Linked DNA regions of Homo sapiens: region 1 is linked to region 2. Evidence: read pairs that join two places in POLR2A ChIA-PET (ENCODE). Cell type or tissue: MCF 10A. All regions are shown on one strand. Links, peaks and the distances in the headings refer to the core of each region. The heading gives the core; the rest is flanking DNA.

Region 1 (5,376 bases), core at 64-5,063, 190 kb before region 2:
AGTGATCCGCCCACCTCGGCCTCCCAAAGAGCTGGGATTACAGGCGTGAGCCACCATGCCTGCCCTGAATAATTATCTTTTGACACCTGGTCTGCAATTCTCATGGAGTTTCCGGTCTGGAAGAAGAGTCTGTATGTAATGTGTTTGGCACAGGTAGGTGCCCAATGGGTGGGTAGATGGATGGATGGATGGATGGGTGGATGGATGAGATGAGTGACTTACTGCAGGTCTCACAGTTATAAAGTAACTCTTCCTGATAGCTCACACTGGCCACCAAAGACACATTAAGCACTGATTAGAGAGGTACTCCATGGACCAAATTACTTGAGCAAAGTCTTAGAATTAGGAATTATTGCAGCATGGATAAGAGGCATTCATTTTATGTTCTCTTTTAGTATTTTTCCCAACAAGATCCTGAGAAGGAGGATCTGGATGGAGGTTCTGCCAGAGCCCCCTGGAGCAGAGCCAGGAAGTTGAGTAGGGAGTAGCGCCCCACAGCCCATATGAGCAGGCAGGAGCAGGCCAAGCCTGAGGGTCGGGCCTCAGAGGCCTGGCCTGGCCGTATTTAGTTTTCAAGGCACTGGAAGGCTTCTCACCTCCTCTGCTGTCCAGGCACAGAAGCAAGGCCACCCACAGTTGCTGAGTCAGGGAGGCCCCTAGGGCAGGAACAGAGGCCCCACAGTGGGGTAACTTGAACACAGTGGTTCAGAGCCTGGTCTCTGTCAAGAAGATATGGTGCTGGGAACAGTGGTGTGTCCCTGTGGTTCGCGCTCCTCGGAAGGCTGAGGCAGGAGGATAAGCCTAGGGATTCTTGAGCCCAAGAGTTCTAGGCTGTAGTGTACTATATTGATCGAGTGTCTGTGCTAAGTTCAGCTTCAATATGGTGACCTCCTGTAAGCAGGGGTGTCTAAGGAGGGGTGAACAGGCCCAAGATGAAAATGGAGCAGGTCAAAACTGTGCTGATCAGTGGTGGGATTGTGACTGTGAATAGCCACTGCATTCCACCCTAGACAACATAGTGAGACTCTGTCTCTAAAAGTAAATAAATAGGCTGTGCGCAGTGGGCTCACGCCTGTAATCCCAGCACTTTAGGAGGCCAAGGCAGGCGGATCACTTGAGGTCAGGAGTTCAAGACCAGCCTGGCCGATATGGCGAAACCCTGTCTTTACTAAGAATATAAAAATTAGCTGGTCATGATGTCATGTGCCTGTGGTCCCAGCTACTCAGGAGGCTAAGGCAGGAGAATCACTTGAACCCGGGAGGCAGAGGTTGCAGTGAGCTGAGATCACATCACTGCACTGCAGCCTGGGCAATGAGTGAGACCCTATCTCAAAAAAAAAATTAATTAAATTAAATTTAAAAATGTAAATAAATAAGTAAATAAATAAATAAAAGCTGTGGGTTCAAATCCTGCTCAACAACCAATAGCTGTGTGCCTGGCCTACATATCACCTATCAGAGCCTTTGTTTTCTTTATTTGTAAAAACAACAACAAAAATGGCGGTAAAAACAAGCACCATTACTGAGTTGGTTATGTACAAGCCTCTGCTAAGCACCTTACCTGCATTATCTTATTTAATTGTCATCACAATAAACAAGTATTATTATTGTCCTCCTGAAACAAAATACATGAGAACGGTGTCTCTCATCCATGCTGCCGTAATTTCTAACCCAAGCCGCTGCTCATGCAGTCCCATCTACCTGGAGTGTATCTCTTTTTTTTTTGAGACGGAGTCTTGCTCTGTCTCCAGCTGGAGTGCAGTGGTGCAATCTTTGCTCACTGCAGCCTCTGCCTCCCGGGTTCCAGAGATTCTCCTGCCTCAACCTCCCGAGTAGCTGGGATTACAGGCAAGTGCCACCACACCTGGCTAATTTTTGTATTTTTAATAGAGTCGGGGTTTCGCCATGTTGGCCAGGCTGGTCTCAAACTCCTGTCTTCAGATGAGCCACCTACTTCAGCCTCCCAAAGTGCTAGGATTACAGGCATGAGCCACTGCACCCAGCCTGTAACCAACTCTTATGCAACCTTCAGTGTTCAGTGTAAGGTATCCAAAAAGTTACTTCCTGACTGTGAGACCTGGATTTCCAAATGAGGAAGCTGAGTCACACAGGGTGAGATCACATTCAAGTAAGAGACAGAGCTAGAGACCGGGTGCAGTGGCTCACACCTGTAATCCCAGCACTTTGGGAGGCTGAGGTGGGTGGATCACCTGAGCTCGCGAGTTCGAGACCAGCCTGATCAACATGGAGAAACCCTGTCTCTACTAAAAGTACAAAATTAGCTGGGCATGGTGGCGCATGCCTGTAATCCCAGCTACTCGGGAGGCCGAGGCAGGAGAATCGCTTGAACCTGGGAAGTGGATCCCATCTACTCGGGAGGCTGAGGCAGGAGAATCGCTTGACCCCAGAAGGTGGAGGTTGCCGTGAGCCGAGATCACGCCACTGCACTTTACCCTGGGCAACAAGAGTGAAACTCCGTCTCAAAAAAAAAAAAAAAAAAGACAGAGCTAGGAAGTGCTTACAACTTCCTCACGCTTACCTACATTTCAATTTCTGTTATTGAATCTTTTCCCCCTCAGATATACCCTATCAGCTTCTATTTTTATTTTTATTTTTATTTTTTGTGATGGAGTCTTGCTCTGTCGCTCAGGCTGGAGTGCAGTGGTGTGATCTTGGCTCACTGTAGCCTCCACCTCCCAGGTTCAAGTGATTCTTCTACCTCAGCCTCCTGAGTAGCTGGAATTACAGGCGGATGCAACCACACCGGGCTAATTTTTGTATTTTTAGTAGAGACGGGGTTTCACCATGTTGGCCGGGCTGGTCTGGAACTCCTGACCTCAAGTGATCCACCCGCCTCAGCTTCCCAAAGTGCTGGGATTACAGGCATGAACCACCACACCCGGCCCCTAGCAGCTTCTATAAAACAACACTGGGCACCTGTCCCATCCCCTGCTGCCTCCTTCAGCTCCAAATTGCCACCAAAGCCTTATTCAACCCTTTGCAACAGCCCTGTGCAAAAGGTAGGCTAGATATCATCCCCATGTCACAGACGGGGAAACTGAGGCTCAGAGAAATGAAGCAAGTTGCTTGAGGCCTTGCAACCAGCAAGAGGAGAAACCATAGGTGGACAACAGTGCTGTCTGACTCCCACCCCAGTGCTGTTTCCCCACCACAGCGAGCTGACCCTCGACCCCTCAACCTTCCCAGATGGGAGACTTCACCTCAACTCTCACACCTACACAGGTGATTAGGATTAAAGAGAAAATCAACATGAGATCAATTTGAAAGGAAGGGCCCTGCAGGACTAATAGGGTATTTTGCAAATAAGTAAAAAAATAAAAATAAAAAGTAAGCCTCCTTGAAAAATCGTAAAAGAACTGGGGGAATGAATAAGCTGTAACTGTTCTAAATCAGATCGTATTCCTACAAGACACAGGAGACCAGAACAGCTCCCTACAGCCATTAGCTCATCTCACTCATTTACAAGGCTCTCTGCTGAGAGCCAAGAGGGGGCCCCACCCAGAGGAATCATTACCTGGCCAGCACTTCACTGGGATTTCATGTCCCAGTAAAGTTTTTTCCTAAATTGGGGTACACAATTGCCAACATCTTGTTATTTGTCAAAGAATATTAAAAGGAAAAATAAATTGCTACTTTCTGCTGTTACCATCATCTCATAAAATTCAATAACAAGGACTAATCCCAGAATTTGGCAATTTTAAAAATTACCTATGTAAGTGACTCACTATGTTGTCCTAGTTTTCTCACTAGCCTTGGGCCAGTGAGAACTGTATCTAAGATGGGCATTTGGCAACCCTCAGATGAGTAGGAGAGAGAAAACATGTATGCAAATAACTCAGAGTAGCTCATTGCAACTTGGGATGAGAACCACATAAAACTCTTCTAATTACTTAATTTAAAAAAAAAGATTTATTGGAAGAGGGTTTTACCAGAAGATTTTTTGGATTCTGAGGGTTATGTAGTGACTAGGGATCAACCAAACAACCACTCTTGGCAAGGACAGAAAACTTCAAGAACAGGTGGAATCAGCCCATTTGCATGCACTCTCTCTCTCTCTTCTCTCTCTCTCTCCTCATTCTGTGTCTCTGCTTCTCTCTCTGCCTTAGCTGTCTTCTCACTCTAGTTACAGACAGGGTTCCTCCATGTGGCAGAGAACATGGTGGCTAATGTTACCAGAAAAACTCTGAACTAGGTACGGTGGCACGAGCCTGTAGTCCCAGCTACTTGGGAGGCTGAGGTGGGAGGATCGCTTGAGCCCAGGAGTTTGAGTCCAGTCTGGGCAACATAGCGAGTCCCTACCTCTAATTGGCGGTGGAGGGGGGGGCACTTTAGGCAAATTAAATTTAACAAAGTGTAACTGCAGAAAGAGCAATTCACAAATCCAGAGCCTTGCAGAACCAGGATAGGTTCACAGCAACTCAGAGACTGCCACAAGGGTCAGATTACATTTATGGACAGAAAAAGGAAAGTTACATACAGAAAACAGAAGTGGGGTACAGAAACAGCTAGATTGGTTACGGTTGGCATTATTGGTACACTGTTTGAACTGTGGTCGGCCTGCAATTGGCTGAAACTCAGCAGCTGTGACTGGATGAGACCTAGCCACTTGTTACAAGAGTACCTTACGGTCTGTTTACATACCTAATTAGATTACAGTTCACAATGTATGGAGAAACCTTTAGACCCAAATTAATATACAACAGGTAAGGAAGAAGCTTTAGGTTAAACTTAACTCAGTTTCAGTGAGAAAGAAAAAAGAAAGCAACTGCCACAAAAACAGGGAAGGTGTCTGATTGGCCCAGCTGGGTCAGATGTCTATCTCTGGACCAATCAGCTGTGGGGTCTGTAACAACATGGCAGCTCCCATGAGAACGGCATGGTTGGAGTCAGAAGAGGAAGAAGCAGAACTGGGCAGGTGAGCTGGGAAGAGAATACCATAGATGTCCACTATGGAGATGATAAATGCCCTAATAGATGCGCACAAAAAATGTCATGGGCATTTAGGGGATGAAGACACAATTTCTAGCTGTGCAACTGTGGTGATCAGTCAGAGCTTCTTGGAAGAGGTGGCATTCGAGCTGGGTCTTGAAGCCGAGAATCATCTGGAACGTACAGAGATTCTAAATGCCACCTCACATTAGAAAAGAAAGATGATCCCTGGTAATGGAGAAGATAGCATCCGAAAGAATTAAATATGAATGTCTCACTTTGTCAAGATTTCATAGGTTTTTTATTTTTACAGATGGTGTGTCTCGCTCTCCCTCCCAGACTGGAGTGCAGTGCGATCATAGCTCATTGCAGCCTTGAACTCCTGGGCTCAAGCGGCCCTCCAGCCCCAGCCTCCAGAGTAGCTGG
Region 2 (5,376 bases), core at 184-5,183:
GTGGCTTTTGTCGGACATCTTTAAAGCATTTTTCTTTTTATAGAATTTCACTTAATGTCCAATACTGATTTAATGAGCTTGGGTTTACACATTATCTCTTGAAGAAAACAAATGAACCTTTGTGTTCCAAAGCAATCCATGTTTAAAGGGAAAAAATTATGCATAACTCTGCCCAGCTTCACAGTAACCTTTGGCAGGTGCCTTAGGTCCTCTGGGACTCTTTTCCTTATCTGAAAAATGAAGGACTTGGATCAGGTGAATGGTTCCCAGCTCTGCAACTTATGTGGCTCCTCAGAGGCACACAAGCTCTTTTCCATTATTTGCCAAATAATGGAGGCCCTGTCTTTAACTGCAGTACAACTACACAAAATACTTGAAACTACAGTCTTCCTGGTTTTTGGTTGGAACTGAATCAGTGCACTCTAGCAACACTTATTTCTTGCTGTTCGTAGGCTTCATTATGTGTTTGGTTAATTTTTTAAAACAACAATAACATATTCCATAATAATTACAGCTTAATTGGCAGACTGTTTCAGTCTATAGGATCTGCAGGAAGGAGGAGTAATAAAGGGATTTTTGACTGAGCTCTTATGGAACAGAGTCTCTCTAGGCCCCTGTCATATCTGCCCTTCTGGGCCCTGGGGAAAAGTTGGCATCCCCAGTTGTGGTGCTCTCCAGGTGCCCTCAGGCTGTGGTGGAGGGAGCTTCCCATTCTCTCCTTCAGCCCACTCAATTCAGAGGCTAGGGGCTGAAAGAAGCTTCTCTACAACTGGCTGTTCACTGGGAGGTTAAGGGATGACCATCCAGCCAGGCCTTCCTCAGGACATGGGAGGGCTTATGCTTTAACATGTGTAAATCCACTGCAATAATGACTGGTTCTTTTACCCCATAAGGTTGAGAATTTACCTGTAAACATTTTTGTCTGAAGAATTTGGATGTAAGTGAGGGCTGGGCCTCTATCTTATCTCACTTGGCTTCTCTCAGCACAGCACCTTGCCTGCTTGTTCTTACACATCCTAGATGCACAGTAACTATTTCCTAATTATTAGAAATCTATTAGAATCAATTGATTTCAGCTGGGCTTGGTGGCTCCTTCCTGTAATCCCAGCACTTTGGGAGGCCAAGGCTGGAGGATCACCTGAGTCCAGGAGTTTAAGACCAGCCTGGGCAACATAGGGAGACCCTGTCTCTACAAAAAATAAAAAATTAGCCAGGCATGGTGGTGTGCACCTGTAGTCCCAGCTACTCAGGAGGCTGAGGCAGGAGGATCTCTTGAGCCTGGGAGGTCAGACTACAGTGAGCAATGATTGTGCCACTGCACTCCAGCCTGGGTGACAGAGTAAGACTCTGTCTCTTAAAAAAAAAAAAAAAAAGTTGATTTCTATTTGGATAGATAAATAAAGGTCATTTTAGGACCTTTCTTTTTCACTTACAGAAATCTGTTTCATTCTGGGCTGAGAAGCAGGTCCATATTGCTAGGCATAGGAGAAAAAGGGGTCTGTCTGCATTTGCCCTTGGTGGTCTCAAATTGGGGAGGGAAAGAAATGAACACTTACTGGCTACCTTCTGTGAGCCAGGCATCATGCAAGACATCTGTACATAATTTAATTCTCATAACCCCATAAGATATTATTAGCAATGTACAAGTGAGGAAACTGAGGCTCAGAGTCATGAAGTAACTGGCCTTGGGTGACACAGATGGTAAATGGCAGAGAAGGAATATGGATCCAGGTCTTGAAAGAGAAAATCTCAACTGATTATCTTTTTTAAAAAACTCATATGTTCTCTGCTGACTCAAAAGGTCTCTGTGTGGATCTGGGTTGACCCACTGAACTGACCATCAGGGTTCCATGCACTTTGTATCTGCCCAAGCCCTCAGAACCCCTCAGTAATGTTTTGGAAGATGAGTTTTGGAGGTTGTCCTTAGGCATAGCCTCAGCGTATGTAGGCCTCTAGGTGATCTCCCCTAACCTGAGGATTTCAGCTCAATTCACTCTGGCTCCTCAGGACAGTGGGATGACTGGTTCAGACCTCAGCTTTACCACCTCCCAGCTGGGTACTCTTCTACCTACAGCCAGGGCAGATTTTGACTTTCACTTGAAACTTCCAAAAATTGAAAGGTAGAAAAACAGCCTTGGCTTTGGGAAGAACGTATGATGTCCATGGCCTCTAAGCATCTGAGGTGGGACATGTTCGAGTAGCACCTTACAGTTCCAAAGTGTGTTCTGGGTTCTTTGTTTAAAAGAACAGAGACTGCTGGGGAATTGAACACTGTGAAGTATATGAAGGAGGAGAATTGTGCTATTTAACATTCAGTACTTGGGCTAAAGGAGAAGCATCACGAAGTGTTAACACTCAAAGGGTCTTGAGCTGTCAGGGCTCCAGCTTCCTTATTTTCACAGGTGAGAATCCTGAGGCTCAGCTGTTGAGATGTGCTGTCTCACTCCGGTGACATAGTACAGTGGATGTGGCTTTGCAGCCAAGCACACATAGCTTCACATTCCAGCTCCATCAATTATGTATTGGGCAGCTTTGCAGAATGATTTGACTTTAACTCTGCTTTTCAGTCTTCTGTAAAACAGGGATAATCCTGCTACCGTAGGGTTGTCAGGATTAGAGATAATATAAATAAGGTACCTCATATAGGACCTGGATTATGGCTGGCATTCAATAAATAGTAGCTGTTAATTGATAGCTAAGCTAGAACTCTGAAGTCTACCATGGCAACTTCTTAAGTGGTCTGAGAACCCAGTTGTGTTCTGTGGCAAAACACAGCTTAGGGATCCATACCCAGCCCTCCTGTCAGCTGTTCACCTTCCAGTTCTTCAGAGACATGTGTGGCAGTGACTTTGGCCACATAGCTGGCTGTGCCCTTTAAAGGCATTCCTTGACACAGATATGTGGACTGGTGACGTTGCTCTCCAGCCAGGTGTTCTTCCCAGCAGGCTGGCCTGGCTGTCTCCTGCATGCCTGTACTTGTTTGTCTCCCTGCTCCCTCTCCTGGGCCTGGCCAGAGCTACTTGCAGCAAACAAAAGCAGGATATTGGCAATGGAAAGGAGGGTGTGTTCTGGTGCTCCCATGCCCTGCGGCGCACATACCATTGCAAGGGCGTAACAGAGCCCAGGCCTGCATTTGGGTGCAAATAAGTCTGCACACAGAAGAAAAGAAGGACCTGGTGACCAGGAGCCATGGAACCCTTGTGCTCCCCTACCTGGGCTACTGGTTCTTGCCACTCCTACCATTTTCAGTTTGGAAATATTTGTTAAGGCTTTGCTCTTCCAGGTCCTTTGCTTGGTGCTGAGTCTACCAAGAGTAAGTGGGATGCTGTTTTTGTCCTCAGGGAGCTAACAGTCTAGTGAAGAAGAAAGATGGTTGCCCAGGAACTTCTAAGTCAGAAGGCAGGAGGCAAGAAGGAAGCCCCTGCTCCTACTGCCAGCCCTCTGTTGGGCACCCCATAGTTCTTCAGAACCACATTTAATCCTCACTGCAGGCCAGGCATAGTGGCTCACACCTGTAATCGCAGCACTTCGGGAGGCCAAGGCGGGCAGATCACTTGAGGTCGGGAGTTCGAGACCAGCCTCACCAACATGGGGAAACCCCGTCTCTACTAAAAATAGAAAAATTAGCCGGGTGTGGTGGCATGCGCCAGTAATCCCAGCTACTCAGGAGGCTGAGGTGGGAAAATCACTTGAACTCGGGAAGCAGAGGTTGCAGTGAGCCGAGATTGTGCCACTGCACTCCAGCCTGGGCGATAAGAGCAAAATTCCATCTCAAAAAAAAAAAGAAAAAAGAAAAAATCCTCACTGCTACCTTGAAAGTAGGTGATGACATTGCCATTTCACAAATGAGAAGTGAAGGGGCTAGCCCAAGATCACTTAGGTGGTAAATGGTGGTGCTAAGATTAGAACCTCAGATCATCTAGGGAAAAACACAGATATGCACAGAGTTAAGGGGACCCAGGGTATTGTTTGTCCTCTTGTTTCACAGGTGGGGAAACAACCCAGAGAGGGAAAGGGGCTTGTCCAAGGCAATTTAGCACCCAAGAACTTGAACCCATATCTCTCTCCTCCTCATTTAGAGCTCATCCCACATGTATCTTATATTGAGAGGAGTGTGAGCCACATACCAAGAACAGTCTTCCCCTCTGCCTCCAACCTCACTGTGCAGTTTTGAGACACTTCACAGCCATACTCTTCATGCCATACCCAGCCCTTAAGACCCTGAAGTTCCCCTTCCATAAGACAAGTAGGAAAAGCTATAGGGTAAAAATAGCCATCAGTGTTTGTTGAGCACCCAGGAGGAATTGGGCACTCCAGAAAGATAAAGGGATTCTCAGGGACTTGCTTCTCTAGACTTCCCTAGCTCAGCTGCTTCAACTCATTCCTGCCCCTCTTCTCTACCTCCCGCAGTGCTCAGAAGTAGTAGAACTCACTGTGGCCTCTCACCTTGCATTGTTGAGTTTTATTTAGACTTTCTCTTCCTCAACTCTTCATAAGCTCATGAAAGGTGAAGTAGGGTGCCCTGTGTATTTATCTTTTATATCTGCAGTGCTTAGCAAGTTATAATAATGCACTTGCCTGGCAAAAGGCTTTCTCTCATACATTAGCTTATTTCCTCTTCACATTGGCTCTTTGTAGTAATAGGATGCTATTAGTTATTTTCAATGAGAGAAAGCTACTAAGAGAAGTTGTCCAGCTAGTGACAGTAAGTGGCTGATAAAGTGAGCTGCCATTACATTGTCATCATCTTTAATAGAAGTTAACACATACTGAGTTTCTACTATATTGGGTCTTTTTTTTTTTTTTTTTTTTTTTTTTTTTTTTTTTTTTGAGACGGAATCTTGCTCTGTTGTCCAGGCTGGAGTGCAGTGGTGCAATTTTGGGTCACCACAACCTCCGCTTCCCAGGTTCAAGCGATTCTCCTGCCTCAGCCTCCTGAGTAGCTGGGACTACCAGTGCACGCCACCACGCCCGGCTAATTTTTGTATTTTTAGTAGAGACAGGGTTTCACCATGTTGGCCAGGCTGGTCTTGAACTCCTGACCTTGTGATCTGCCCGCCTCAGCCTCCCAAAGTGCTGGGATTACAGGTGTGAGCCACCGCGCCCTGCCTATATTAGGACTTTTATATAAGCTATCTCTAGCTAGCTAGCTAGCTAGCTATAATGTTTTTTGAGACAGAGTCTGACTCTGTCACCCAGGCTGGAGTGCAGTGGCGTGATCTCGACTCACTGCAACCTCCACCTCCTGGGTTCCAGTGATTCTCCTGCCTCAGCCTCCCGAGTAGCTGGGATTATAGGTGCATGCCACCACGCCCAGCTAATTTTTTGTATTTTTAGTAGACCAGGTTTCACCATGTTGGCCAGGCTGGTCTCGAA

What was found. Peaks named below come from ENCODE experiments on the same cell type or tissue, not always from the same donor. Only the 100,000 strongest peaks of a DNase experiment are listed, where the experiment ranks them.
Region 1: POLR2A ChIA-PET joins it to region 2 with 9 read pairs; 3 of 35 experiments call an interaction of 5 or more read pairs at or near these places.

The regions. Positions count from the first base shown.
Region 1 is chr22:31,059,252-31,064,627 of GRCh38, forward strand. It overlaps the pseudogene RN7SL633P and a transcript of SMTN not described here. Among named protein-coding and RNA genes, the nearest start is that of SMTN, 19 kb to the right of the region's middle. In MCF 10A, for the core only: no CTCF peak of the experiment used is centred there; DNase peaks (open chromatin) are centred at 2,080 and 3,780.
Region 2 is chr22:31,251,187-31,256,562 of GRCh38, forward strand. All of the region lies in intron 2 of LIMK2 (LIM domain kinase 2), which reads left to right. Among named protein-coding and RNA genes, the nearest start is that of PIK3IP1, 39 kb to the right of the region's middle. In MCF 10A, for the core only: no CTCF peak of the experiment used is centred there; a DNase peak (open chromatin) is centred at 3,025.